4 separate regions of the Mus musculus genome follow, and all the other regions are linked to region 3. Evidence: chromatin loops called from intact Hi-C (ENCODE). Cell type or tissue: left cerebral cortex. All regions are shown on one strand. Each heading gives the region's core, and the rest is flanking DNA. Links, peaks and the distances in the headings are about the cores only. Region 1 has its middle 48 kb from the start of Gm40299. Region 2 has its middle 100 kb from the start of Adgra3. Region 3 holds the start of Kcnip4 (Kv channel interacting protein 4). Region 4 has its middle 35 kb from the start of Gm40299.

Evidence for each region. Peaks named below come from ENCODE experiments on the same cell type or tissue, not always from the same donor. Only the 100,000 strongest peaks of a DNase experiment are listed, where the experiment ranks them.
Region 1: it touches region 3 in a loop (9-fold over the local background); 3 of 42 quality-filtered maps call a loop at or near these places.
Region 2: it touches region 3 in a loop (2.5-fold over the local background); 6 of 42 quality-filtered maps call a loop at or near these places.
Region 4: a loop joins it to region 3, with 1.9 times the contacts of the local background. A loop is called at or near these places in 2 of 42 quality-filtered maps.

The regions. Positions count from the first base shown.
Region 1 is chr5:49,647,384-49,655,206 of GRCm38, forward strand. No RefSeq gene overlaps it. Among named protein-coding and RNA genes, the nearest start is that of Gm40299, 48 kb to the left of the region's middle. In left cerebral cortex, for the core only: no CTCF peak of the experiment used is centred there; DNase peaks (open chromatin) are centred at 3,760 and 5,672; H3K27ac peaks cover 516 bases.
Region 2 is chr5:49,951,045-49,958,867 of GRCm38, forward strand. No RefSeq gene overlaps it. Among named protein-coding and RNA genes, the nearest start is that of Adgra3, 100 kb to the right of the region's middle. In left cerebral cortex, for the core only: no CTCF peak of the experiment used is centred there; no DNase peak of the experiment used is centred there.
Region 3 is chr5:49,521,600-49,529,422 of GRCm38, forward strand. It overlaps Kcnip4 (Kv channel interacting protein 4), which reads right to left and starts at 3,305. Exons shown (of 9, transcript NM_001199242.1): 1 at 3,042-3,305. The coding sequence starts at 3,102. In left cerebral cortex, for the core only: a CTCF peak has its summit at 3,299 (motif pointing right); DNase peaks (open chromatin) are centred at 1,568, 1,986, 2,610, 3,280 and 1 more place; H3K4me3 peaks cover 2,737 bases; H3K27ac peaks cover 2,488 bases.
Region 4 is chr5:49,634,539-49,642,361 of GRCm38, forward strand. No RefSeq gene overlaps it. Among named protein-coding and RNA genes, the nearest start is that of Gm40299, 35 kb to the left of the region's middle. In left cerebral cortex, for the core only: no CTCF peak of the experiment used is centred there; DNase peaks (open chromatin) are centred at 3,773, 3,896, 4,275 and 5,356.

The DNA of each region.
Region 1 (7,823 bases), core at 1,290-6,289, 130 kb after region 3:
CCATATTCTGATTCTTTACAGTCATAATTCTACAACTCTGTGATGCTAATCTAACTATCAAATTCTCAATTAGTGTATGCAAGGATGGAGCCACAGAGGGTCTAAAAGTGTGATGAGAAGCCTCAAGGAGAAGAAAGAAGGTGAAAACTTCATTTCTCAAAATAGAAATCAATAGAGGATGACAAATAAGCAAACATGTTATTTGAAGCTGGGCTAATAGTAGGAAAGCAATTAAAAGAGGCATCACTTGGTATAACTAATGGAGAGATGATGTAGGTACTACTTGGGGACAACTATTATTTTGACCAATCTTGTAAACTTCATTGACTCCAGTCATGTGTAGTTTTAATAAAAATTTATAAATGATAAAGAAGAGAAAACTAAGTGGCAAAACAGTAGTCTTAGATGGATGGGAAGTCCTCAGCCCTGGTCACACAGTGTTTTGGGGACCAACCTTCTTCAAACACTGTGCTGAAATGTCCCAATGAAGGAGTTCAGCCTGGTTTTCCCAACTAATAAGCTAGGGGACCTTGGCTATAATACTTCTTTTTTCTCTATATATGTCTCTAGCACTCATTTAAAGTATACTGACTAGAAAGTTTCGTGGTTTCTTCCGAGTATGTATGGGATGTGATCCAGTACAAAAGAAGGAAAAGAAGTCATATGGAGGAGTCCAGGAGCCAATGGAAAAGAAGCCCTGCAGTAAAAGTGGTACATTGCAGAGGCTTCCTCCAGAACTGATCCAGCTTCCTTCCTCTATCTCCCCCCTTTCTTAACCTCTCCTCTCACAAACCATTGCAAACAAGCTAAAAAAATATCATTCTCATTAAGGCTTTGGCTCTATCACTATATTGAGTACACTTACTTATAAATGTTATTTTTCATTGCAATGGTCCAAGAAAGTTTCATACTCCCAATTTTTGAGATGAGGATAAGCAATGTACTATAATAAATAGGCAGAAGAGAGGAAGGTGGTCCTAATAAAGTCTAGCCCATTTCTCTTTTCCATCACACTACAAGGTAGAGAGGACAGACTACTGATGACGATTTGTCAGCAATTTAGTTTCCTTCCCATCATGGCGCTCAACTTATGACCTTCATAGTGATCATTAATGTTTTCTACTAAACAAGGGATGGAGGAAAGGAGAGAATGACGGAGAGAGGAGGGATAGAGACATAGAAACACAAACTGAAACAAAGTCATAGATAGAGACAGACAGAGAATCGGGAGAGAGAGAGAGAGAGAGAGAGAGAGAGAGAGAGAGAGAGAGAGAGAGAGAGAGAGAGAGAGAGAGAGAGAGAGAGGTCCACAGTAAGCATCTTTTAAGCAAGTGAGATATAAAACTTCAGCAATCACTCTGCTGCTTTCCATTGGTGAATGTTGTGGTCAAGTTGTATTTAATTCAAATTTTACATGTTCAAGTACTAATTTTGATACCTCAGAATTTGACTGTAACAGAAAATTAGATCATTAGGATAAGGTCTAGTAAGGTATGACTGGTGTGGCTATATGTATTAGTCAGCATTCTCTAAAGGCACAGAACTGCTAGGATTAATGTATATATATCACAAGGAGGATTTATTAATTGGTTTACATGATGGAGTAGGTAGTCTGACAGTGGCAACATGTGTGCTCCCAAGGCTGAGATGTTGGCTCAGTTGTCCAGTCCATGATTCTGGATGCCTCAGAAGGCCCAATTTGGTGCTAAAGACCTGGAGAATTCATATCAAGCAGCTTTTTCTTTCAGTCCACTTTAGAAGAATGAAGAAGCTGTTTCTGATGTCAGTGAAGGATGGAACAGTAATGATAACAGAGTAAATGCACTCAGCAGCAAAGAACAAAAATGGGCAAATCAAGGCACTGTTCTCCTAGGACCCTTTAACATCTGGGCTGCCTCTAGAAAGTGCTAACTCTTCTGGGAAAAGGTCTTCTCCTGTCAGCTAATCATTCCAGTAAAAAGTCTCAAAGACCTGCCCAGAGGTGTGTCTCTCAGTTGACTCTAGATAAAATATCACACCCAAGATTAAATATCGCACCTCATGGAAAATAATTTAGGTACAGATAAACCCAGAGGTAATGCAGAAAAGTCATGAGCAATCTAAGGAAACTATTGCCCCTATTGGTTCATGAACCTTGGGCTTGTAGTCTCAGGACGGTGAAAAAAATTAATTTCTGTTCAAAACTGTCAGGTAGAGTCGTTAGTACATCCCAACACTAACACTTTGAGGGGCTGCAGATGGACTTCTGTGATAAAGTATCTGCTTGATGTGTTCCAATCGCTAATTCAATTTGTAGAGGCACAAAACAAAAACAATTAGCTGTGTGAGCATGGGAGTGCATAGCTGAAGTTTTAATGCTTGGGAACTAAAGGCACAAAGATCAAGAACTCAAGGACATCCTTAGATATATAAAGAGTTTGAGGATAAGATGAGCTGTCTGGGACCCTGTCTTAAATTAAATACAGCAAAACAAAGCAAAGAAAAACAAAACAAACCCCATTTTTTTGTCACAGGATGATTCTTTTTTTTTTTTAATTTATTAGGTATTTTCTTCATTTACATTTCCAATGCTATCCCAAAAGTCCCCATTACCCACCTCCCCACTCCCCTACCCACCCACTCCCACTTCTTGGCCCTGGCGTTCCCCTGTACTGAGGCATATAAAGTTTGCAAGACCAAAGGGCATCTCTTTCCAATGATGGCCAACTAGGCCATCTTTTGATACATATTCAACTAGAGACATGAGCTCTGGGGGTGGGGGGTGGGGGAAGGTACTGGTTAGTTCATATTGTTGTTCCACCTACACGGTTGCAGACCCCTTTAGCTCTTTGGGTACTTTCTCTAGCTCCTCCATTGGGGGCCTTGTGATCCATCCAATAGCTGACTGTGAGCATCCACTTTGTCACAGGATCATTCTTTTTTTTTTTTTTTAATATTTTTTATTAGGTATTTTCCTCATTTATATTTCCAATGCTATCCCAAAAGTCCCCCATGCCCTCCCCCCCACTCCTCTACCCACCCACTCCCACTTTTTGGCCCTGGCGTTCCCCTGTACTGGGGCATATAAAGTTTGCAAGACCATTGGGCCTCTCTTTCCACTGATGGCAGACTAGGCCATCTTTTGATACATATGCAGCTAGAGTCAAGAGCTCCGGGAGGTACTGGTTAGTTCATAATGTTGTTCCACCTATAGGGTTGCAGATCCCTTTAGTTCCTTGGGTACTTTCTCTAGCTCCTCATTGGGGGCCCTGTGAGCTAGTCAGTTATATGCCAGGAAGAAGGAGAAAACAAATTTGGAAGCAACCACCAGCATCCTTTCATTATAAATAGTTACTATTTTATCTTTAGGTCATGTAACTTTAAGTAGAAAAAATATATGTTTTCTATCTTAACTTTTAGAAATTCTACTTCCCACTAAGTCCACTAAAATATTTATTGAGGTCTTTTAACTCCTAACTGCAAAGTAGAAACACTTAAAAAAAAAAAAAAAAAGTAATAATTAACCAGGGGCATGTGCTTAGAAGTCTTAAAAAACAAAAAAACCCAAAAAACAAAAAACACCATATGCAAAGATATTTCTTTTCTACCCTTGGGATGACACATTTGCTAAAGGGTGGTAGATCTTTGCCAGTCAACAAACTCTCCAACTGCTAAAGAAAAAAAAATCCTAAAAATACATCTTCACAGAAGGGTAAATTCACTTCTGTGTTTCACTCTGAACTGCGCTTTTCTCTTTATGCCACTGTGCTTAGAATTCTTTTCAAGTTTATTGCTGCTGTGATCTTCTGTGCAACCCTATTTTAAGCTGTCGAGGACAGAGTGAACTTTTTAGGTAGTACCGCAAGAGAGAAAAAGACAGATTTAGCGCTGTAGTCAATATGACGGTGGAATTAGATATGCTCAGAATACATGGAGTTGGAAAAATAAGAAAACATGAAATATATACTAAATTTCTGAAACATGTACCAGAGCCTCTAAGTCTGGGACTAATATTGCATCTTTATCAACATAAAGATGATTCTCCTGGAGGCATGAATATAGAGAAGAGCCTTTTGATGAACAGCACGATGCAAGGATGAATGAAGCTGGTCCGTTTTATAATATTTGTCCTTCCTGCTAAATTATCTCAGACATAATTCTTAAACATGATGGAGGCTGCATGAATCCTAGTCAACTTTGCAAGCCTGAACCAGGTTATATTTCTGTAAAACTTTTAGTAAAATTTAGTAAAACTTCTGTGGCTATAAAGAGACTCCATGACCAAGACAACTTACAAAGGAAAGTATATGTGACTTGCTTACAGTTCCAGAGGGTGAGCCTGTGACCATCACGGCAGGGAGATAGGCATAGTGATGGAGCAGGAGCTGAAAGACTACATCTGGTCAATAAGCAGGAGGGAAGGAGAGGGGTAGGGGTAGGGGTAGGGGGAGAGGAAGGGGGAGGGGGAGATAAGTTAGAATGGCAAGGGCTTTTGAAACCTTTAAACTGAGTCCCAGGGACATACTTCTTCCAACATGGCCAGAGCAGTAATCCTTCCCAAGCAGGTTCACCAACTGGGGACCAAGTTTTAAACATATAAGCCATGGGGGAAATTCTCATCCAAATCAACACATTTAAGATCTGAATTGAACAATTAGTCGGAAGTCACTCATGACATATAATGTGCTACGCTTTCTTCCAACTACTGAAGAAATTTGCAACCTCTGGGGACTCAGAAACAGTCACAAAGGCACCAAATAAAGTAAGAGATGGCATCTGCTCTGTCCCACATAGTTAATAAAAGCAGAGTAAAGGAATGATTGTGGTTGTTTCGGGAGACATTTCCACTGAGATTCCATATCTCTATGGGAGACAACATTCCAACATTGAGAAAAGTATCATGTAAAACAATTCACAAATTTTTGGAGAAACAACATACTAGGAAGGTGAAACACAAGTACAGGGGTTCTGAAGTGGCTTCCTACGCATGTCCAGAAAACAAGAGATTCTGTCATGGGTGGGCCTTCAAGTTTCAAAAGCCCATGACATTAACGGAGACCACAGTGGAACATTAGATGAAGCAAATTATTGCAAGCCTCAAGAGATGCTTAGAAATGTTTGTTTTAATTTACTTGATACTGAAAACCCCTTGGGAATGGATTCTATCAAGAACACACATAATCAGATTTATCTGTTGAATTTTTGTTTTCCTGCAACAAGGTAGACCAGAGAAGATGCTGGACCAGTACCCACAGAAAGTATTGATGAGGATAATAATGATAGGGGTGGAAGAGAAGGATGGCATTTGTGCACATATGAGAAACCAATTCTGAGGGATGCTGAAATGATGAATAAGGAGCCTTTGAATACAGATACCTAACAGTCCTCCAGTCTTTCGGATCTGAACAAGTAGACAGAATGAGGATGGAGATTGTAGCAGATCAAGGTCAACAGTGTATCTGAAGGAGGCAACTGCTGTACTCCTAAAAGATAAAAGCCATTTACTCTGTCATGCTTCTCTTTACTATTTCAATAATATTTTACAACCACATTCTTCTTTTTATACAATAAGCTACAGTGTGGCAGTAGCAAGACTTATTTAATGAAACTTTGCCAGCCAAATTTCAGCCACTGAAGGGGAATACATTTTTCTCGCTGCCATCTGCAACAGTTGGCAGGGTATAGATGCTCTTATCTACTAGTGTCATGCTTCCATTTGCAAAGCCAGCTCTGTGCCCTGACTCCTCTCTAGGCATTGGTTTGCATCTCTAACCCAGGAAACGAAGTGAATAATCAAAGGGTCTTCTTTGACATTGGTGCCCATGGCAGCTTCTAGAAATAAGTTTAGTGTGGAGGAATGATGAGATGAGGGACAGAAACTTCCTCTGCTCTTTGTGGCATTTAGCCATATACACACTAGTGTAACTGTCACAAGTCTCTATCTCCCCAAATACACCCTCTCCTCAAGCATCATTTTCTGTACTGGCTAGTGGTACAAATATGGATTGTCTTCCTGACTTCTGAACTGCAGCTATAAAGGAACAGTGTAGATTCAGGGAAATAATCCATCAAGTTATAATAAAGCCTGATATCAATTTAACAATGGTATATTTTTAACACATGATTGAAATTTTGCTGTCTATACTGATGGAGGCATAAGATACCTTCAAAGTTCTAGGGGACCAAAAACCATTCAACTAATTTCAAGTAGGCCTTTGAGAGCTAAGTTGGTCCACGTCCTGGTTCTTTTTTCACTAAAAGGATAATTAAAGCATCCTTGCTCTTAACTGATTGAGCTCCTGCTGGTTTTAGTGGATGTGAGGGAAAGAAAATCTACCACAAGAAAATGTATAGCTGTTGACTGAAACATTTGGACACTCCCTCTCTGCAACTTTGCTGATCTAATTAAATACCCGTGGATATGCAAAATGGATAGTCAACCCTCTTTTTCGAATAATAAAAAAAAAAAGCGAAGCTTCAAATCGTGAAGCTATAAACTTGATCACAGTAATAATACAAAACAGATTTTTCTTCTTCACAAAGCTTACTTTTTACATGACCCAATTCCAGACAGCATCTAAAATTTATGGTTCAATTTGATTTTGTTTAACTGTGGTCATTAAAGAGACCACAAATTTGCCATTAATCATTGATTATATTCAATCAGCCTTCAAGGTGACTTATGTTTTCTTACTCCTTGCTACATTATAATTCGCCAAACGGGCTTCCTGGCATGAAACAGAACATTATCCGTAAGTAGTTGGAGAGTTCAGTTCAAATTGTATTATTTATTGATTATGCTTTCTAATACCTTTTGAGTTAAAGACACAGATTGTTGCTAATCTCAGAAGTGTTTAGACCCTGAACTCCCAAGACTTAAAGGGTCCCCTGTAAACAGACAACTAGTGACAGAAGAGATAACTCTACAAATTAGCCCCGACTTAAGTTTTTGTCTGATTGACCCATTTTCTGTGAAGAACCCTTAGAAGTTTATATTCTAATGTGGCATACTGGCCTTTCCCACCATTTTTGTGGTGCCAATAAAGGGAACAGCCCGAAAGCAGTGCCCAAGTGTCTTTTTTTCTTTATGTTTTATGCTTTCTAATGCCAGGTTCACAAAAACACTCCTCGTAAAAGAGCTTTTTGTTCTAGAGTTGGTGAGTGAGATGTAAGATAGTAAGTGTTAGCAGTTATTTCCAGCCCCATCCCCCCAACCCCCTTCTAGCAAAGCATTGGCTGACATGGAAGTTAAGAAGAATATCTTATATCCAGAAAATTTTCCAACCGGTAAGAAGGACACATGCTCCATTATGTTCATAGCAGCCTTATTTATAATAGCCAGAAGCTGGAAAGAACCCAGATGCCCCTCAACAGAGGAATGGATACAGAGAATGTGGTACATTTACACAATGAAGTACTACTCAGCTATTAAAAAGAATGAATTTATGAAATTCCTAGCCAAATGGATGGACCTGGAGGACATCATCCTGAGTGAGGTAACCCAATCACAAAGGAACTCACATAATATGTACTCACTGATAAGTGGATATTAGCCCAGAAACTTAGAATACCCAAGATATAAGTTATGATTTGTGAAACACATGAAACTCAAGAAGAATGAAGACCAAAGTGTGGACACTTTGCCCCTTCTTAGAATTGGGAACAAAACACCCATGGAAGGAGTTACAGATACAATGTTTGGAGCTGAGATGAAAGGATGGACCACCTAGAGACTGCCATATCTGGGAATCCATCCCATAATCAGCTTCCAAACGCTAACACCATTACATACACTAGCAAGATTTTGCTGAAAGGACCCAGATATAGCTGTCTCTTGTGAGACT
Region 2 (7,823 bases), core at 884-5,883, 430 kb after region 3:
CTTGCTGTTCTTGAAGAGAATCTGGGTTTGGTTTTCAGAACCCACAGGCTGGCTCATGGGCAACTATGAGTAACTGCACTTCGTGGAGCTCTGATGCCTTTGCTGGCATTCATGGGCACCAGACACACATGTGGTGTATACATATTCATGTAGGCTAAACACTCATGCACATAAAATAGAATAAGAAAACATTTTTAAAAGGAAAACATCTTTAAAAATCAATTACAAGATTAAAAACATCTGGGGAAAACACTCAAATAAATATATCTGAAAAAGGCCTCGTAGAAGAATAAAGACTGACAAACCAGTAATTAACGACGATATTGAGCAAGAGGCAAACTAAAGAGAGGCTCCAAGTGATCAGGAAGCAAGTGAAAAGGCACACACGTCAGCAGCAATAGAGATAAAGCACTGGAAGACTGTGATGGCTGGGATGACAATGGCCCCATTGCCTCATATGTTTGAATGCTTGGTCACCATGGAGTGGTACTATTTGAAAGGATTAAGAGGTGTGGCCTTGTTGGAAGAAGTATGTCACTGGGAGTGGGCTTTGAGGTTTCAAATGCCTATGCCAAGTCCAGTCTTTCTCTCTGCCTATGGATTAGGGCACAGCTCTCAGCTACACATCAGTTCCTTCTTACATGCCACCATGCTCCCCACCATGATGATATTGGACTAAACCTCTGAAGCTGTACGCAAGCTTGCAATTAACTGTTTTCTTTGATAAGATTTGCCTTGGTCATGGTGTCTCTTCACAGCAATAGAAGAGTGATTAAGACAGAGATCAATCCACCTAACCAGAACAGATGATGACAGTGAGGATGTGTAGCCTCAAGGGCTCTCCTATAGCACTGGTGGGACTAGCTTAGCCCTAGTGATTAAGTGAATGTCTCATAGTCTCAGTGTATATACAAGAGACAAGTGTTCTTATGTCTATCAGCAGATAAAGTGAGAATGTTCAAACTGGAAGGACAACAGTTCTTGGAATCACTTAATGGAATGCTGCACAACCTAAGAATAGATTCCCGCAACATGGGTAAATCCCCCAATGTTGTACAGAAGTATTAATCGAGCATAAACGTGACACACAACAATGCTTTACCTATAAAATATATAAACAAGGCAAACTAACAGATGGAAAGGAAGGTTAGAGTGGTGGTTATTTTGGGAGAACACACTGGCTAAAGTAGACTTTTGTTACCCATGTGGTATCACAGTCAGAAGCATATATAACATTGGTGCATTTTACTGTGTTCTATATTAAAAGGGAGAAATTTTTTAAAAATAGCTCAAAGGTAATTACTTTTGAGACCAAATGAACTATAGGTCCAGTCCTTATGTATTCCAATGAGCAAGTCAAATCCGCAGGAAATGAACCTCTTAACAGCACCATTTTAGCATAAATATTAGAGATATAGGTTATTAGAACAGATGCTATTTTTATCATTGCTGAATTATTTGTAGTGGTGCATTTAAATGTTGTCTACACTAATAAAGATTCTCCAAAGAAAGAAGCAGCAGACATAATACAGATATGAGAGAAATTTATTAAAAGGAACTAGTCTAATGAGCAAGTCTTTATAGAGTCCACTGGTCAAATGTTCATGCCATCTGGGTATGAAGACTGCAATTCTGCCTGCCTAACACAACACATCCATCCTACATAGAACCAGAAATGCACTACCCTCTTCCCCAGAAGCAGTAGGAAAGTCTTTGAGTTATGTAAAATCTTGATACACCGAAACTTAAAATCTGACACAAAATAAACAATACCTTTATACTATGATAAGTCAGTGCCCAGTGTTAAAGGAATGCAAAGAAAACAAAGATTACTTGACATAAATATGTCTGTTCACAAACATTTGCAACAAATGAGAAAATACCCATAACATTTATAGTTCTCATGTCTGCAATGGGTCACTTGGCTGTGGCTAATGATTTCTCCTTCTACCATTTCTGAAGGGTACTGACACGAGCACTTGACTACTAGTTTGCTATTGATTATAATCACAGGACGTAGAAATGATGGCAGGCATACTGTTTCCTCGGTGGCATCAAATCAAATATTCCCTTAGCAAATCAGGATCAGTCACTGTAACCAACACAGCAGCGTTTCTTTGCTTATCAATTCATAGGCAGGAGGTGCCCCAAATCACCATGGAGAACTATAATTGTATTAGATGCAAGCATCCTCCCTATGGGAGGAAACTCTCTGGGCTAGCTATACACAGAGGGTAGGAACAGGAGCAATAATTAGTGGCTATGAGGGGAATGTGTTAGTGAGTGGTGCCTCTCTCCTTTGGAGCGCTGAGTCAGAAATGAAAGACTCCTTTCAGTCTTAGGGTATAATGTGATTTGCCTCACTAGGTTTTAGGCTTACTGAAGATATTCACTTGTCCATCATTCTGTCTCCTTTTTTGGAATAGAGTTTCATGTTGTCTATTCCACTATTGTGCCGTAGAAGCACACACTACTTTGATTTCCGTTTCTTGGTGAAAATTTTGCTGATGATATATCACAACTCACATCAAGTTTAGATAATATTCAAATTCAATATTAGACTTTAAAACAGAAGTAGAAATAAAAGACTTCTGAGGGTTAGGGGGAGGAAAGAATATGTTTTACATTTGTGACAGATATGGGTTATGGGAGAAAGCTTTGGACTATTTGCCTTGTCCTAAAAGTCCCTATACTGAAACCTTCCTGTACTGATGTGTGGAAATGCTGCATCTGGGGAATAATTAAGCCATGAGACTGGAGCCCTAATGAGGAGACTGGAAGAAGAGACTTGAAATGATCTCCCCACAGACTGAACACATCAAGATGGATGGTCTACATGCCAGGAAGAGGACTTTACCACAGAAACCAAACATGCTCACACATGCTCACACCCTCCCACATCCTGGATTATCAAGCCTGTAGAAAACCTTAGAAATTCCACAATCTATAACCATGGATTTGCCATAGCAAACTAAGATGACTATGATGTTGACCCTGAAACTGATATAAAAACTAACATTTCTGTTTGGGATCCATAATGAATTGGTACTTAAAAGCAAGACCATGTAAGGGAAGAGAAGGTGGGACCAAAGCTCAGGTGTATGAAAGTAAGTCTGTTTATGAATTAAACCATCTGCCTTCTCCTCTTGCACTTAAGAACCTAAGTACATTTCCTAACCTCATTCTCTGTTAATGATGGCTACAATGTGTTCCAGCTATGGAACTGTGGGTAGAAATGACCTGCCATCCCTAGACCTGAAGTCTAACACCCTCCCAGATGTGGTACTACTGTCTGTTCTCTGAGGAAGGCCCTAATTGGAGAGAGAGACAGACATAAAACTCGCAAGGGGAACTTCCAGCTTAATAATATATATATATATATATATATATATATATATATATATATATATATATATATATATATATATATATATATGTCAGACTATTAAATTATAAGGCATTGCGATGCTGCATTATTACACAGAAGACTAGACTCAATATGAAAGATGAGAGTAACAACAAACTATCAACAAAGAACTTTCATTAAGCAACAAAAAATATCAATCACAGTTAATCACTGAACATTTTTACTCCGTTTTATAAAGGAAGAGATGTTGCTAATAAAACAGTCCTCAGTACTGGAGTTCAATCCTTTCGTATGCAGTGTTCTTAAGCTGGGTTGGTACTCACGACTACTAGTTCTAAAAACAATCCGCTGCTACAAATACATTTCCTCGTTTCAACAGTCTAAGTTCGTGTGCAAAAGCAAACCATTAGTGCTGTACGTCAGGCCAAAAAGAACACAATGATTATAAAACTGAAAATTTTATGAGTTAGACTCCTTACACTGTTAAAGGAACCTGCCTAGGGAGCCAAAGAATCCTCTAAAAATACTCTATACCTTTTAAAAGATACCTGGGATCTCTAATAAAGGTCTTTAGCATCTTCCCAGACCAGATGGCAGCAGCAGATAATGGATTAACCCAGATGGCAGAGGCAGATGATGGATAAAACGCACACATACACATTCTCTATCACTTGATAAATAGGACACAGCCAGAAGGTCAATCTGTGTCTTGGTCAGCATGAAGCAAAGTTTACTTCGATGATGCTGAAGTAATAAGTGGAATTACTACTAAGCACTCAGCCTTATGAAAGGGGAGTGGGTGGTCACTGGCTACAGAAATGAGTACTTAGTACTACCAAGCCCTGTAAGTTCACGGTCAGTTTCTTCCATCTGCTGAGAAAGGAGACCTCACCATCTCATCATCATCTGCTTATTCCACTCAGCTAGGACTTGATCTGACTAGAATGACAAGATAAAGAATATTGGACAAACAGACACATAGAAAAGACTCGGGATCACCGGGTAGGCCACTCCCTTAATCTGTTTATCTCCTTGAACACAGGATTTAGCTCCATTGCACTTCCTTGTGCCCTTTTATTATTTGAACCATACATTTTATATTTTTTCCTTTCTAAGCTTGCTATGCTGGCCCAAAACACTCTTCAAGAGAGTAAACCAGAGGGTAAAGTCTATGCTGGACTTGTCGGGCACTTCCTTTGTCAATGCAATTAATTGAAATCTCTTTACCTTAGCTTCAGACAGACTCTTTGGACAAGGGCAAAAGGCAGCAACATTCTTCACCAAAACATCATAAGAATGATCTCCAGAGTTCAAATCACCCTCAGTGCCAATGTCTTGCATATTCCTTTTAGGACGGCCCATTAAGTCCCACTTAAAGAATTCCATGGCTTTTCAAATCCAATGTCCCCAAATTCACATTCCTCCAAGCCAAAACATGGTCAGGCCTATCACAGCAATATCCCAGTCCCTGGTACAACTTCTGTCTTAGTTAGGATTTTACTGCTGTGAACAGACTCCAGGACCAAGGAAACTTTTACAAAGGACATTTGAGACATATTTACAAGTTCAGAGGTTCAGTCCATTATCATCAAGAAAGGAGTATGGCAGCATCCAGGCAGGCATGGCACTGGAGGAGCTGAGAGTTTTACATCTTGTTCCAAAGGCAAACAGGAGAAGACTGACTGCCAGGCACCTGGAAGAGTCTCAACGACCACGCCCACAGTGGCATACCTCCTCCAATAAGGCTTCACATCCTAATAGTGCCACTCCCTGGGCCAAGCATATTCAAACCACCACATACGCTGTTTGTTTCCTTCTTCCATTTTTTATGTTCTCAGCCAACTTCAGTTGGTGCACTCTAAGTTCAATTCATGAAAAAAAGAAGTCAAACAACATTCCTTCTCCAAAATGAATCCCATCAGCATGGAGACATATCTTGCCTTATCCATGTACCATTTATATAAATGGAACATGATTTGTTATTATGTATATGCAAAACAGCATAAATTTGGAAATCAGTTAATCACTCAATAACTATCTGAAATATTAAACATTTACTTTAGCATTTAATACTAGTGCTAATATGCAAAAGTACTTCTACACAGATCATGTTTCTAAGTCTTCACTTAAAAAGTAGGTCAGTGCCAGCAACTGACAGGAACAGATACAGAGACTCACAGCCAAAAATTAGGTGGAGCTGGTGAAGTCTGCTAAAGAGTGGGGAGGAAGGATTATAGCAGTCACAGGGTTCAAGGACACCACAAGAAAACACAGTTAGCAAACCTGGACTCACAGGGCTTCACTGAGACTGAACTGACAATCAGGGAGCCTGTACGAATCTTACCTAGACCCTCTGCACATGTTATAGTTGTTAGCTTTGTGGTTTTGTGGGACTCTAAACAGAGGAAGCAAACCAGGGCCGTTTCTGACACTCTGGTTTGCTTTGGGAACCTTTGTCCCATTCGGTTGCTCTGTACAGAGTTAATATGAGGAAAGGTGTCAAATCTTATTCCAAATTAATATGCCTTATTTGGTGGATATTCCTTTTCTGAAGGGAAGCAAAGGATGGGGAGGGAGGGGATGTGGGTGATGGACTAGGAAAAGAAGAAGGACATAATATATGAAAGAATAAATTAATAATAATGATGAGAATAATACTTATCTAAACATAGAAAATATAGATCAGTATAATGTTGAGTTATATAAATAGAAGTTAATAGTATGTAATATAGAATTGGCAAGATGGCTTAATAATGTAAAGAACTTGTCACAAATCTGACAATCTGATTTTGATACCTTGAGTCTACATGGCAGAAGGAAAGAGCCAACTCCTAAAGTTGTCCTGACTTTCACGTTCATGCTATTTCATCACAAAAGAAAGAAGAAACATGGAATAAAGTATATATAACATGTATCACTCGTATTATATGACATGGCGTAAAGAGTAACTTTCATATAACAAACATTTGTATTCCTCTAAATATTACCAACTATGTTTTGCTCTAATACTCAAAGCAACTAAGATGTAAGTACAATCAGGTAAAAATGATACATAGCAAGCTCCTCTGGAGCAACAGAAACAAAGGCAACTCTAGGTACAAGGGCTTGACCATTAGGAAAGAACCCCTCAGCCCCAAACTCAGCAGGAATACAAGAACTCAAAAATGTGTGAATCTTGGTTGTCAAATCTTTTTCATGGGAAAACTGAAACGCTGATCTCAAAGGGTGCAATGTCTGTTAATCGGTTATAATTCTATGAGAAATACAAAAATCTCGGCCAGCACCAGGCCATAAATCATGAATGAGAAAGGTTGGGATAAAAGAAATGCATTTTTTATACCCTCTACACAAACATCAAATTTTAATCCCATCAAATAGAAAAGTTGGAGAAAGCCATTACTCATTGCATTTCATGTCTTAATAAAGCTCCCCACTTAGGCCGGCCAGGTTGTCACTGAAATCTTCCCCAGTGGTTAGGGACAATGAAGCAGGAGGAGCAGGTGCCCAGGGTTAGCCTCAGTTACATACAGAATTCAGGGTGAGTCTGAACTGAATGATACCCTTGGTCAAGAACAAAATAAAAGCAAATTAAAAAAAAAAAAAAAAAAAAGGCTGATTGGTGGTGGCGCACGCCTTTAATCCCAGCACTCGGGAGGTAGAGGCAGGTGGATTTCTGAGTTCGATGCCAACTTGGTCTACAAAGTGAGTTCCAGGACAGCTAGGGTTATACAGAGAAACCCTGTCTCGAAAAGAACAACAACAACACCCCACCCCCCAAAAAAGCGTCATCATTTCCTCCAACTGCATGACTTCTTTCATAACCTGTCCTTGGGCATCCTGTACCTCAAGTTGTTTAAATTAGTAACACCCACCAAATGGAACACCTTCAGGAAGTGAGGTTCCTCATGGTCTTTGTCAAGTGCTGGGGAAGGAACAGCAGTGATGTTCTCTTCAGGAGGAGAGCAGAGCAGGACAGTGAAACTGCCTCAACACTGAACTAATAGACCGAGCTGTATCAGAAAAACAAGACTAGAAATAAGAAAAGATGCATTCGCTCTGCTCTTTGGCTCCTTCGCTCAGTTTCCAACGCTTGGCTGAAAAGTAGACAGAGTGTACCAATGGCAATCGACTGGCTGCTTGCCTTGTTTCCCTACCAAAAAAGACTGTCTCCAACGCTGGCATCACATGCAATAAAGGCTGAAGCGTTAAGTGTTAGGCTTATTACTGCAAACCAAAACCCAGTCATTTTCTCTGGCAGCACCCCCATGACTCTGAAGACTACTGTGGCTCCCAGTAGTTAGTTGATCTAGAATGTGGCTGAGATGGCCACATAAGTGAGCACTTCACTCCGAGTCTGACATTTAAGGTAAGCTGCTGACGTCTTTTAGGACTTCTTGAACTTGATTCAAACTTTGAGACTTCTATTTCCGGGCTGTATGATATTTTTTCCCATAGC
Region 3 (7,823 bases), core at 1,311-6,310:
TTTTTTTTACTATTACTTATAGGAAAATTGCTAATTTGACTTTTCTTGAACCTTAATAATCACTTTAAGTGAAGCCACAATACATCCATGAAATTATGATTCAAAATTCCAGCAATATTTCAAGCTACTATTGACACATATATTTCTCCTCCACAGTTTTACTGTAAATTACACCACATAACATCTGCCATCCCTAAGTTAGATGGCACAAATTAAGGACACTGACGAATAATTTCATAGGACTTTTTTCCTCTGACCTTCTTTCTGGTTCTTTTAAATATATGATTGCATTCTCTCTCTGTCTCTTTCTCTCTATGTCTCTTTTGTCTGTCTGTCTCTCTCTCTTGCTCCATCAATTCATTATTCTTCCCCCCATGCCTACTTCTCTGCACACCACACCCACCCCACACACACACACACAGTAGAATTATGTTTGATTTTACAATAGGGTATGAAGTTAATGGAACTAGACCATAGAACGAAAAACATATTGGGTGGGTAAGCTTTGAGTATAACACAGAGTCTGATGAGTGTCAGAGTAAATCTAAGTCTAGACCATCAGTGTTCTGTGGTCTGTAGCATTCACACTATCAACTGCAAGGACCTGGAAGGCAATTTATGCATGCATACTGCATGTTTCATTTATTGAAAGGTGCACAAGATGGAAGCTTAAGCAACGGAATTCAACTCTCCTGCTACCATTCCTGAGGCTTTCCCACTATTTAACACAACATGGTGGGGGAGGAGTTTTCATCTCTCCACAGAGTGTGTTTCAGAGTTTTGCCTCCAAATAAATCCATAATTCACATGTATACACATGAAAGAGAGAGAAGAGAGAGACAGAGACAGAGAGAGACAGAGAACGAGAGAGAGAGAGTTCTCCAATTTTCATTTTCCCCTCTTCCTGAATTTCTCTATCAGATCATTCTGTTAACATTTGATTGGTTCATTTTATAATTCTCTTGTCCACGAGTGTAATTCAGGATTAAACCCATCAATCTCTACTTAGCGAAGAGAGAACAAGAGGATGCGGCTATTGTTTTAAATCAAAACCTAAATCCTTTAAAATTGACAGTCATCTATTTTTCCCTCAGATGACTACAGATCTCAGCATGGATAACCAAACTTCTAAATCATGTTTGGTCATCTCTAATATTTCCTTTACAACAGGAGCAACAAGAACAAAAGCAAGGTTCTCGGCATTTTTTTTTCCCTTTGGTCTTCTCATCACACATTAATTACCTAAAAATGTCTGCATGCAACTAAAGGAAATGTGTTACACTTTTCATTTTCATCCTCATCCTAGCCAAGATGCAAGCAGCATCCTTCTATTCTCCAAGAAATCTTTACATGCTGACACTCGAGACAATATCAGACCCTCTAATTTTTAAAAAGTTAATTGTTTCATACTCTCCGGGCATGACTTCATTTGTGTTTCTTGTTTTTCAGGAGTTCTACCAGCCATGATGCTGGATGGAGAGTTGCTTGTAAATTCATTCCCCATCTCACTGATTGGCCCCAGTAGAGAACTGTTCCTATTGAACAGCCACCAACTCCAGAGACTGTGTCCCCACAGCCTGTCCCAGATCTGAGTTCATTCCTCCTGAGCCTTGGGCACACAGGCTCTCCTAGAGGGGACTGAGATGATCACACAGAACTGCAAAGACACGACGCTGTCCTCTCAACCTATCACCTTCCTCTTACACTGAAAGTGTCATTCTGACAAAAAAAAATTTTAAAAAGTAAAACAAAGGAGAGATTTCAGTCGCTTAAATATTGCACATACCTTTCATGGACTACCCCATGAAAGGTGTACTGGGTCATTAAAAGGTAGGCAACTGCTACTCTGAGCCAATGCCATCAGAGGTAAACTTTAGAGTGCTGGTGGTAGCAGTCATGTTAGTGTTCAAGAGCCCACGAAGCACTAAGACTTTATAAATTTTACACTCAAATGAGACAAGTACCCTCCTAGTTACAGTGAGTTTATCTCTCAGAGGAAAAGTACCGGTGAATGTCCATGTCTTATACCAATGTATTTCAGAGTACTGCTGGACTAAGTTGTTCAGGTGGCTGTTTCCAGAAGTAATAAAGGAATTACATTAAAAATCTACTTTCTTACAACTTTATCTCTCGTGAGGCCACATTTCTGACCCCGTAAAGCCAAAACACGAGTGACTCCGTAGCTTATATAATCTTCCTCGCTCACATTGATTCCACAACCACCTTGATTCTATTTAGGGTCCTCTTAAAAAGAAGAAGAAGAAAAAAAATCTGTACACATGAAAGCCATCTAAAAACAAACCGATGGAACCCAAGATGCTCTGTGGGGAGGACATCGGTTCTGCCTCGCATCCCGCTAAATTCAGAGAACAGTTTCTATCTCCGCTTATTTCCCTGTGAGACAGACTCCATGCAGAGTGTCCAGTACCTTTTCAAGGCTGTACTATATAAAAATTATTTCCAAGTGTCACTGAAGAACATTTTCTCCCAACACACTAAATTGAAGGTAGCTATAGAACAAGACAAGCGTGCCTGCAAAAGGCTCTGATGTGGGCAACATCCCGTCTGTGTATTAACCAGCCGATCAAAATAGAGTTCTAGTGAAGTGTTCGGGAGCATCAAGGAAGTGTGGAGGGGGTGGATCAACACCATTTTGACTCATTTATCCCCAGGTGTTAGGGGAAGGAAGTGTGCTTGTGAATGACATCTGGTAAAAGCAAATCACAACCTCAGAAATTTTCAGGGAAGGCAAAAAGTACGCGCTCGGCATCGCGACGGACCCTACCACTAGCGAGTTTCAAACACACTTCAAGCATTTTTTTTTCTTTCCCTCCTAGACCCTGCCATGCACCCCCCACTCCTTGGCTCTCCCATGCCCCCACACCCACCTCCCTTTCCCAATCCCTCCTGGGTCCTCACTCTCTCTCATGCAGCGGTGGCAACAAGCGCCCCCCCGCCCCCAGCGTGGAAGGGGCACGGGATCACAGCGAGGGGAGGACAGTGCCAGCGGGACGCCCGCTCCAAAGCCCATCGCGTCCTACCGCCTGTGGAGCTCGCCTCCTCCAGCTGAGCCGAGATGCTTTCCACCCTTCTCACGTTCATCTTTAAGGACACTGGATGCCGGAGCGACACTCTTAGAGTCCACTGACCCAGGGGCGTCTGGCGATGGGTCCGCTACGGGAGCGCACAGCCACTCTGTCCTGGGCGACCAAGACGCTGGGAGCTGGAGGCAGCGGCAGCGGCGGCGGCGGCGGCAGGCAGGGCGCGCGAAGCCTTGCAGGTGCAGGCGGAGGCCGGCGGGGGGCGCCGGGGGCGCTGTGCCACTCTGGGTGGCAGAGCTATGCCGGTGGTGGGGGCCAGGACACCCGCCGCTGAGAAGTCGGTGCGCTGTACCGCCAGACAGAGCGAGGCGCCCCCCCCCCGTCCCTGGCACGCTTGGCACCTCCTTTGCCACCTGCTGCCAAGTCACTAAAGGAGAAAGTGGAGGAGGCTGTAGCAGTGCCTCAGGTGACAGCAGACTCACAGAGAGAGAGAGAGAGAGAGAGAGAGAGAGAGAGAGAGAGAGAGAGAGAGAGAGAGCTGAAGCGGCTTAAGGCTAAAAAAGGCATCTTTTGAGATTTTCCAATGGATTATCTGAGGGTCCACTGCGACCCCTTTCTGCTTCACATAGAGCCTGGCTCAAGGCTGGCTCAAGAAGTCTTTGGCAAAGAAACTTACTGCAGGGTCCCTAGAGGGTCAGATTCTGCCCTGAGTTCGAAGGACACCAGAAGGCAAGGAGATGCCCTTCTGGGAACCAGGCAGAGTGCCAGCAACTCCTAGACAGGAAACTTCCCAAGTACAACTCAGTCATGAGACTGAGAGAGAGGTTGGAGAATGTGACTTCTAGACACTGCCTAGACAAGGCCAAGGTGACCACAGCACATTACACAGAGCAGCTGAGCTGACTAGGAGACATTTCCCACAAGCGCCTTCTTCAAACGGACATTTCACTGGAGGACACTCTGTTGGAAGGGATGGCTGAGATCCCAGGGGATTTCATCACCCATGGCTGCTTGTTTCTCTAAGCAAACCAAGGCCAGCAATGCCCGAGAAAGACAGAAAACAACCCAATAAACCACTTGTGGCCATGGTTACTGTTGGACGGAGAGAGCTGAGCATTAAAACACAGGCTTCTCTGCCGGAAGAAGTGAAGTGTATATTGCCTCCTTTAAAAAGAAAGGTCGAGTTGACCGGTTCTGTGGGCCCGCAAAGCTGCTTAACATTTGTTCGTTTGCACTCTCAGCTGCAAGGTCAATAGACCCTGACATGGTGGAAAGGCCTAATTGTTTGGAAAGTCATTCTTTCTCCCTACACCTGCCTGATTACACATCACCGTAAAACCTTGTCCCTTTCTCCAGCTAGGATTCAACTGTCACTTGTCCTTCCTTTCACCCCTAGTCCCTGAAGTGACTCATTGGAAAGCCCTGTGATGCCTTCCATGCTGGTTGCGGACAAAATCCCAACATCTGCATTGCCTCCATACTCATCTTTATCTAACCTACTTACACGAGCTGAAATCTACTCCGTGTGACTTAAGGAAAATAGTAGAAGTAAGGGCAAATTTACGGAGAGCAAGTGGGAGGGCAGCCCAGTTGGAGGAGGATGCTATTGGCTGGAGCGAGAGAAGTGGGCGGAGTAATAGGACAGGAGGGACACCGGACTAGATAGCGTGCAATTTAAACTTCTACTGAGTCAAGTACATAAATTTCTAAATGGTGTGTGCACCTTACCTCCTCCTAAGAAGTCTCCTCTCTGTCCTTCCTAGCAGGTTCTACTATTTCATTCTGGTCATGTGGCACCTTAGGACTTCAATAATCTCAAAGCAAGCTTCCCACTAGCAACCTTTATCACAAATGAGCACAACCCGGCCTCTGCAGAGGCTCACTACCTCTCCAGTTCTCAACTCCATTCTTTTCTCTGTACTGACTTCTAAAACTACCTTCATGTGTGGGTTTGGGCTCAGCAGGCTGAACGGAAATCTTAATGGTGAGCCCAAAGTGAGCATCCTAACCTTTCTCACTCAAAAAAATGGACCAAACGGTAGTGCCTGCCTCAGTGAACCTCTGTCAAAGAAGAAATGAGATACAATGCATATTGTGCTTTGGAGCGTTCTGGCACATACTAAGAGGTCGGTAAGAGATGCTATAAAGAGAGTACTCACCATCACCATTATCACTACCATCTCCACATGGTGTCCTGAGGAAACCAAAGAAGGTAAGGAGGCATCTCCTGGTTCTAGAATAGATTTACCCTCTTTATTTACAACAGGACAAATGCACAACTCAGTTGTCATCTGCAAAATGTGCAGAATGCTTTTTTGTGTGTTCCTATACTTCGAAAGACCTTTCAATGAGGATTAGTTCCTTTCAGTCCCATGTGTGCGTCTCTGGACTAGCTGTAAATACGCCAGCAAAGTCATCTAAAATGGACACTACCCGAGAGAAGTTGCAATATATTAAGCCTCCAAAATATTTGTGGGGTCTGGGTTACTGAAACATTCATGTCTGACTTCTGTATATGAACTGCTGGTCTCAGAAAAAAATTATACAGAAAGATTGTCTTCTGTTACCACTGGTTTTTAATTCATTTTTCATGTGTATGAAGAGTTTGCTTGCATGTGTGAGCAAGTGTCACAGTTATGTCTGGTGCCCATGGAGTCTAGAATAGGGTATCAGATCCCCTGGAGATTTAAATGGAATTACAAATGGTTGTAGTCTGCCATGTGAATGCTGCGTTGGAGATGGGGTCCTCTGCAAGAGTAGTCAGTACTCTGAACCACTGAGTTGTCTCTTCAGTCCTGTTTGCTGCCGTTTTTACTGTCATTTTTAATACTTAGTACTGAAAGTCTAGGGTAAACTGTCTTGCTTCCCTTTCTTGGATTTTCATGTGTCCCATATTTAAGAAATATTCATCCTCAGAAGCTGTAGCCATCATGGCTAGCCTTCCAAACTCAATATATGAAAAAGATTCCCATTTTATGGCTAACTCCAGACTACTCTTCTAGGGAACTTATAAAAACCAGATGCAAAAGCTGGTAAGTAAACCATGTCCCAGCCATTAACCTCAGATTTCTATGAACGTCACCTCTTTTAATCTTTACAAAACCCTATGAGGCCACATCTAGTTTTTCCAGAAAGTCACCAATCATTTCTCAGTTTCAATTCTTCTGCTGTTAAAAAGAACTTCTTTTTCACAAGGTCAGTGTGAGAATCAAGTAAAATAATGAAAATGACATCTATTTATAAACCAAGGAATATTGTCCAAGCATCTGGAATTATCGCATTGTGCTCTGAGCTATTATTGCCTATTACTTACTGGTTATTTCTGATAGCTTCCTACATTCAGCACAGTTCTCCTTTGTGCACCAGGGCTTATACAGTAACAGTAAAACTTAGAGTATTTAATATAGATTGAGTGCTTACTATGTATCCAGTACTTTATTAAAAATTCTTGATCACTATTTTACCTCACACTAAGAGGAAATGTTTTATACTTTGTGCTGATTTAAGAACAAGGCTTAAACAAAAGCAAGCTTAAACAGAAGTTAAGTTGGCCAAGTCCAGCAAGTTCTGAAGAAGTGCAGTGAGATTTGAGCCTAGTTTCAACTCTTGACAAACACGTAGAATTGTCAATGATTTCATGGCAGTCCTCAGACTTTAGAATATTTTAGAATCACACTCCACTTGCACTTAGTGTAAAACTCCTCCGTTCCAGTTTTGATGGTGAATTTATTAAATTGGGGGAGACGTGTAAGACTGTCTCTTACATTAACAGATTTTATTGTTTAGAGCAGTTTTAGACTCTTAGCAAAGTTTAACTGAAGCAGACAATTCCTTCTGCAGGACTTTCCTTCCTATATTCTCCCAATAACATCTTGTTTCTCTGTTACAATTCATAACTGGTAAGCCACTAGCACAATGCATTTTACCAAATTCCATAGTTTATCTAGGATTTATGAGTTTATAGGGAAAGAGATATTTCTTAGAGAAAAAGCCAGGTAGGGGTAAGGTTCCTCTGCACAGGCCGAACTCTATTGTACAGCTTGATTTTGAGCTTACAGTCTACAGAACTGGAGCAGAACAACCCACTGTTGCTTAAGCCACACAGCCTGCTGTTGATGTTGTTAGGGCAGCCAAGGGTACCACATTTCAAAAACGGCACAGCCTACGATACTGCGCCTTATCTTCTTCTAGGAGCTTGTCAGGAATTCCGAGTCTGGGACTGACAGGTGCTGTCTGAATATGTATCCATATTCTGCTTACTAATACCCTCAGGTCCTTCCAGGTACATAGACGACAGTGGAGATGGAGTGGTTCAACATGGCCCATCTAGGATTTCTCTAGAGCCCATTGGGTGGAAAGGAGCCTGGTATAATAATCCAAATCAGTTCACTGGACTTGACCTTTTGTGTCATTCCGTTACTCAAATGAAGGGAACAATTTACTGCCTATTAGTGTTCAGGCACACAGTATCCACAGCCATAACTATACCTGTCAAATTCTTACTTACCCATAATTCCTCAGGACTCAAACAACCAGGCAATCTACTTTGAGATTCTCACATTAAAGTAAATATTAATGTACTTTGGGACAAAGAGGAAGAAAGCGCTGAAGGGCCCCAGGGCTAATTCTGACCCTTCCATGCTAATAATATGTGCATAACCTGATTGTTCTTTATGACTCTGAAATGGAGCCCGATGAGATGTTATTAGCACCACTTTGTAGATGAGGAGACTGACCCCCACAGAGATTAAGTGACTTTCCTGAGTTTTCATGAAGCACTGG
Region 4 (7,823 bases), core at 1,461-6,460, 110 kb after region 3:
AAATTAGAAAAACATTGAGTGTTGTCAGAAGAAAAAGAAGGAAAAGAAAAGAAGAAGAAAGAGAAGGCAGAGAAGCTGAAGAATGGATTTCCAGCAAATTCATCAAGTAGGAAATGGTGCATAGCTCATCCAACTCATCTAGGAAAAACAAACAAACAAACAAACAAACAAACAAACAAACCTGTGGATTGGTTGAGACCAGAAGCTCAGTCAAAAGGCAACTTAGGTCTAACTCCCAGCCTTACCATTGCAATGCAACATTGGGAACCTCACCTCAACTCTCTGTGCCTTAGTTTCCTAGAAAATGGAGATATAAAATTGAAAGTAGAGATGATGATCTTACCAAGAAACAGGAGAGTGATATAAGCATCATGGATGCAGGGCAAGTATTGTATCCTTGGCCTTTTTACCCATGCTACAGTTATTTATGAATAATGCCTAGGCTATTACCTTGAAATTACTCTCCAACTAGCCCATAACTTATATAACCTGTTTATTTATTCTATGTGTGCTACATGGCTGGTTATCTCTCCTTAGTTTTATATGCCTGTCTCCTCAAAAGTCTGGGTGGCAAATCTTCCCACCTCTCCCTATTTCCCAGAGTGCTTCTCTCTGTGTGCCAGAACTCCTATCTTCTATTTCCCACCTTTTGCTAGTAGAACACCAGCTTTTTATTGGCAGATGATGCTTCCATATAGCACACCAGAGAGTCTCTCTACAGATACGCTGTGAGGTCTCGTTATTATCTGGCATTAGTGAAATGATTTTTTTTCCATTGACTTTCCGTCTTAATCGTTTCCTAATTTTATAAATCACCACTAAATATATGTCTAAAGAAAGACAAGATGTCTTTATTTCAAACTGAGCCTCTCTTAACCAAGAGATGAGAAGAACCAGGTAAGGGAATAAAGTCAGGCAAGATGGGTAGTAGCACGTTCTCATGTATTAAAATATATTATCCAAAGACAGGGTCAAAGAAAGGGTGTTTGATCCACGTGAGTCCATTTATTACTGTGTCTGGTGTCTACAGGATTGCTCTACAGTATGTTGAAGCAGTTCAGAAAATGTAGGTGATTAAGAGTCTTCTGCCTTCAGCCACCTGGTGAGCATTTTACCCAATACTCCCTGGGATTAGGTGAACAGATTTCAGGAGCCAAGGCTGCATTATGAATGGCATCAAATTCGCATGCTCTACCTGAAACCTCAAAGAGTTTACAGGGATTGGGGGTGGGGCTTGAAGGAAAACAAGTGGCAAAAACAATAGAACAGGGATGTTCAAGTGAATGATCAGTAGAGGCTAGAAAAGACCCAGCAGGGCAGAACAGGGCAGGGGGCAAGGAGACTCTGAGGGAGTGATGGACTATCAGTCAAAACAATATGCAAAAATGCTGTCAGGAAAGTTCTGACTTTGGAAGCTATCTTAAAGCAAATAAACCATCCACTCCACATGCACTGTGTATAATTGAAGGTTTGGTCCTGGCTTTGGTGGGCATTACGGTCTTGATTTCTGTGGCAAACACTCAAAGAGACACATACATTAATACTTTTAAAACCAGAAACATATTTTAGTTATCATCATCTTGTTCACATGGAAAGAAAGAACTCTTTATTTCCTGTATGAATAACCATGACAACAAATGTAAGATGAAAGGCTAGATTAATGCAGTTCTTTGTGTCCCAGAGGACCTGGTGAATTAGTCACTCATTGTCTTTCCTATCAACAATGTTCCAATAACAAAATCTCAAGGACATTTTTATTACACACTCATACACATACACACATATACACATACACATGCACACACATGCACACACCCACCAAGTATATTACTAGTTTGTTTTTGGACTAGTGGAAAATTTAAACATCTATTTTGCTAACATCTATCCTCTGGATTTCCCAAACATATTGCTTTTCAGACACTTTATTTATATATCTCTGTTTTGTTTCCTTTCATGCTCCATAGAACCCTACATTTATTTATACAAGATATATTTTTAGCAGCTGTTGCCCACTGTTGAGAGATACACATAACAATTTAAACAAAGTGAAAGAATACATTTGATGGCATTTTAAAGCTGCTATGTCTTGATTTTTTTATCTTCCAATATAGTGAAATAAAAATATAAATTTCATCCATATCACATAGGAAACTAGCATTTAATAGCAAATAAGAGCATTAAAAACCTCTAGTATTTGCACAAACTTATAATGAAGCATTGACCTTGGGCCATAATGAGCTCCTAGTATAATGCTGTACATCAATCTTGTCCATCTCCCGCAGTAAGAAAATCTCATTTCCAGGTATCTTCTCATGGAGTCATAAATCTCCATGGCACTTCAAACAATCACTCTGCTTTCAGGTTTATGTGTGCTCAAGCCGTCAAGGTTCACATTCCTAATCAAGTCAGAGACCCTAATAACCAGTAGGATTTCCAAGGTACCTGAGACTTTGTGAGAGACACTTTCCTATAAAGAAAATAACTGGGAGAACTCAAGGGTATCCAATTTTCACATCTTTCTAGATCCCTGAGTTTTGTAAAGTGTCTATAAGCAGATCAGTTTGACTTGCTTAGACCTTAAGACAGCAACAGATGATGCACGTGAAGTTGTTATAGATTGTCACTGTGCTTCTGGACATCTCATGTGTCCCAGGCGTTTCCTTGACAACAGTCTTATGCTGGCCCAGTGAGAGATAAGAAACTAGACGGTATAAAACTAAACCATTCCTAGGTAGCCTTCTTGGAGTTTTCAGCCCCTATAAGCCCATGGATACCTATAGACAACTAATCAAGTATTATGAAGCAGGTTTTATGCAAACCTGCAGAGAAGATGGGAGATAACAAATCAGGTGAATCTACTCAGCTGGTGTTTGTTCTGTTTCTTCAAAGGGTAGGACTGAAAGAAGTGGCTATGGTGTCATAGCTGTTAAAGAACGAATGGCTCTCCTCAGTTGATGTCTTCTGGTATGGGTACAGGTAGAAGAAGTCTATCCTCTCTTGGTTGCAGGGGATGGGGGATGGGTGAGATGCTGGACACTAGAAATTTGACCATGCTCCAGTGAATATACAAACAACATAAAATGTACCTGCTTTTTTTTTTTTCTTTTTGGGAATAGGGGATGAGGGTGGGAGAGGGGGCAGACATGAAAAAATTGGGAGGTGAGTATGAGTGGGGTGCATGATGTGAGATTCCCAAAAAATCAACTTAAAAAAATATTTAAAGCCTTAAGAAAAATGTATAAACTCTTTGACCTTCATTAGCAGAATTTTATACTTAAAAGTCTGTGTTATTGATTCTTATCAAAATCACTATCACTATCACTAACTTGAGCATAATCTAATATGAAGGTGCAGATCAAAATTCACCTTACCCTAGTCCACAGCAGTTGCAGGCAGCAGTTGGGAAAAACCAACCGAGGAGGGTGGGGGAAGAGTGGCTTAGGCTGAGTACATTCTTTTGGTTGAACCTTTTGTAGCTACCAGCTTTCCTTTGCATTTAAATTTATCTTACAGTTTTCATCCTTCTTCATTCCTTTGGTTCTACCAAGTTCATATCCTCTCCATTGATCTCTATTAAAATAAAGAACGAAGAAACCCTTAGAAAGATGTGGTGCACGTTCTTTTGTGTTCAGCACATGCTGTTCCAAATGTTTTAACTATTCATGTAAATACTACAATATGTACTTGCCACATATATAGAGAGAGGTGGCTTCTGTGTCTGTTACAGACTCAAGTTTCACACAACAGAAGTTCAATGGCACGGGAAGCACAGGATAACAGAGAAGTAGAGGAAGGGAGCTTGTCCTTGATCTGTCCTGGGGCATAAAGGTCAAAAGCTGTGACTACATCAGACCAAGAGATGGTTACTTGTGATTGCTTTCCTTTGCTTGGTAAATAATAATTAATTCAACTTCCAGAAGCATGTTAGTTCACACTCTTCCCAGCAGAGTAAAAATATCCTCTTTCTAACAACTGAAAATGCCACACTGTTATAATTTAAATGTATGTATTTATAATACCACTTAGCTGTACTCTATATTTCATGTCATTTAATGAAACTAGTTTCAGTGCCAAGGAAATAATTATGGACACAGCAAGAACTTAACGAGATATCAGCTTGTTTTGGTTGGCTGTTTATTTTTGCAGAATTTATTTTCTCATTTCTGTTGTACTCGATCATTACTTTGAGAGGTATACAGATCAACTAATTGTCTAGGGACAAGAGGCAAAAATCTTAGCTAGCAGCTTGTCCCAGGAACTGCTTATAGAGCCTGCAACCCATCACGTGGCCAGTCATGACTCAGTTCTACCTCTGCCTTCTATGTTCCATGTGACGGAGAGATGCAACAGAGAGCAGAACAATCCTTTGCCTTGGAGAGAGGGTATTTTTGTTTTATACCTTTAAAAAAACTAATCTTCAGATGGTGAGAGTTACAAGAGAAATACTAAAGGAATGTGATAGGAGGAAGAAGAAAGGATGTGATTTCAGTGGAAGTGTTAGAAAAGCTGACATCATGACAGACTAAAGTATGGACAGAGCCTGGTGCATACCCAAGGAAAGAGCATTCTTAAAGTAAACAAAAGGCAAAGTTCTCAGACTTATTTTCTTTATTATAAATTATAGTATAGCTGTCAGATGAAAACAAAAGGTAGTGTACATTATATATTACCAATTACAAAAAAAAAGGCAAATAATACTACTACATAATTTTACTGGTCAAACCTCCTTCAGCATGGTTAGAGCATTCAATTAAAACCTTAGTATCACACTGTAATGAGCGATATTGATGAACTGGAATGAATCAAGAAGGAAAGTTTCCAGATAATGAGGGGCCCCGGTGATGATGTCACAGGAAATTGCCCCAAATCCCGTGGTTTAATTGAGGAAAATCACAAGCAGATTCAGAGATGAGAGGGTTGTCATTCTCACCGTGAACTTGCTGTTTGCCTTCTGAGAGTCAAACCTGACATGAAACAGAAGCATTGAGCCAGGCACCTGAACGTAGTTTCAATGACAGTGTTTGTGAACGTGAATCTTGGTAATGAGTCCAAGGCCAAAAGCAGAGGCTGCGGGACAGCTGTCACGGGATGCTGTAGAATAGTCATTGTCACTGGTTCAGATTTTCACCGTAGATAAGGAAAGCTTGTCAGAATCACCTGTCGTAGATATCTGTACCCTGGATCCTCAAACTGGAATAGGCCTGATCCTTAGATGAGGACACTCATGGCTGAGGGTAGGAATGGCAGCTGCCCTCTCAGCAAGTGTGAAGTGTGGGGATAGAGGCATCTGGCTTCCAACTCAGGAGCAGATTGGGTGCTTTGACAAGCGCTTAAGTGAGCCCATGATGGTTCTATTTTGATAGGTGTTAATCAAAGCTATTGTCACTGAGGCAGTCTCTTGCTACAATCTGTTCTTTGATAGATGTGCAAAACACATCATGAGCGCCTTCTTTCTAGTACTAACATTGCTGAGAATAGGAAGTAGGAAAAAGGTACTAGAATGACATGGCAAACATCTTCAAAATCACACCTAGCTACTCTAAAATGAACGGTTATTAACTGCGATTTTCATAGTAACCCTCAGGGCTCATATCCTTACACAAAAGAGTCTCCTTTTGTCCTTTGCCAAACTGTAGTCAAATGACTGCACGCCCATCATTTATATTGCTATTGCCTGGAGCCCAGTATAAAGTAGATTCTTTAAAAGTGGCCGCTGAATGGAAGAAAAGGAAAAAAAAAAGATTGCCGAAGCTCCCACTCGACCATCCATCTCAACAGGGCAGTAACTCAGGACGATTTGAAAGGTAGCATTCACTTATTTCAATGTGTTTGCTTAGATTTTACTTGTGTTTAAAGAATTTTTATTCTTGAATGCTCTATTTGAAGAGAGCCAAGTCGGTGGTCAGATTGGCCGGGTGTAATATAATTTGTACTTCTTTAAATACAGTAAATTTGAAGTAAGGAGCATGAGATCCTTCGGTTCTTTCTAAGGTGAAATAAAAAGCCCACGAAACACACTGCACAATAGTTTCAGTCTCCTCGCAGACACTAACTACTCTGGGGCATCGCTCTTTGTCCTCTGCCTGAAATATTACAAGTCCCTCTTAAAACATCTCATTTCTGGTCTTTTTTCCCTATTAAATTCCACAGGATCAGAGTTTCTGTGTAAAACCTTGTATTCTGGCTCCGGAGGCAACTTTCACATATAGTAAAACCTAAGCTATTTAATCTTATTAAAGTCTCAAACTACAAAAATAGGGATCATAGCAGGAACAGGAGCCTCTGTGGGGAGCCTTGGCACAGATGGCTGAAACACTCCAGTGCTGGTCACTATGGCATCCCTGTCCTTGAGTGTCTGAGCGGGATCCTCAGTGTTGTGATTTAGACTTGAAAGTTCCTCAAAGGCCCTATGTTGAAGGCTTGGTCTCTGGACAATGTTGCTATTAAAGGGGTAAAAGCTTTAATAGGTAGGGACAAATGGGAGGAAGTTAAGTCACTGGGAGCATGTCCTTGAAAGCCTAGACCCCAGCCATCGCTTGTTTGCTCTGTTGTTTCCTGGCCGCTATGAGGCGCACAGCGTCCCTATCTCTCTCTCTCTCTCTCTCTCTCTCTCTCTCTCTCTCTCTCTCTCTCTCTCTCTCTCTCTCTCTCTCTCTCTCGTGCCATAAAGTACTATGTTGTTACAAGCCAGCATCACTGGGAAAAAGGGGTCCTCAGCTAAAACCTCAAAAGCTGTGAATCAGAGCAAAGATTTTTTCCTTTGAAGTTAATGTTCTCAAGGGCTTTTTCCACAGTGCTAAAACATTGCCTAATGCACTTGACTAAGTGTGAACACGAACTTCGGCCTCTCTATTTGAGCTACAGTGCCACTCCCGCTTTGCCCCCTCCTTTCATCTCGCCTTCAAACACATTCCGCGATCATGGAAGGCTCTCCTCACTTCCCTGCTGAACTTGCCAACTTGATTTTGCCTCCTGATATCTTGTTCCTAGGACATCTTCATTCTGCCTTTTCATCTAGTGTGTATCTGCTCATCCGTCCCCTAGCAACGCAAATGCCTTGACATCCCAGTGCTGCCCAATTGTGCCAACTACTTATTTACATGACTCTTACCTCCGTGGCCCATGAGCTGCTCAGGCGGTCATAGATTTTGTTTCCCTCTGTCTCCTCAGTGCTTAGCTCACTCTCCGGAACTAATAGGCTTGCCGAATAAATTTGAAGATTATTCCAACAGAATGAGCTACAGAGGTGCAGAGGCACACTGCAAATCCTAGAATCAGTTTAGCCTTCAGGAATGACTATTTTTTGGAGTCTACTTTATTAATATTTTTAGTTGCTAAAATAATGGGTTTCATCATGGCATTGTCATATATATATTCATTAAACTTTTCTCTTCTTCCCTTAGCCTTCTTTCATTTGCTTTCCTGGTCCTACCTCACTTCTTTCTGGTCTGCTTCTTCCCATTTATAAATAATGCCCTGCTGCTTCTGCTTTCATTGTGACATAGACACATATAATATATATATATATATATATATATATATATATATATATATATATATGACATGTGTATAGCATATGTATATATATATATATATATTTAATTTATATGAGGAAAGATATATTTAAACCTACATGCTGCTTATATAGGAAATGATACTTTAAAGGGGATATGTTAAGGTAGATGGTGTGTTTTCAGCTTTCCCATATTACTTGATGCTAACATATAAGATTTAGAATTTTAAGTCCAATAAATTTATAAATAAGACCACCTAGATAAATTAATGAATGTTGAAAGGAAATGCACCAATGAATGAACGAATGG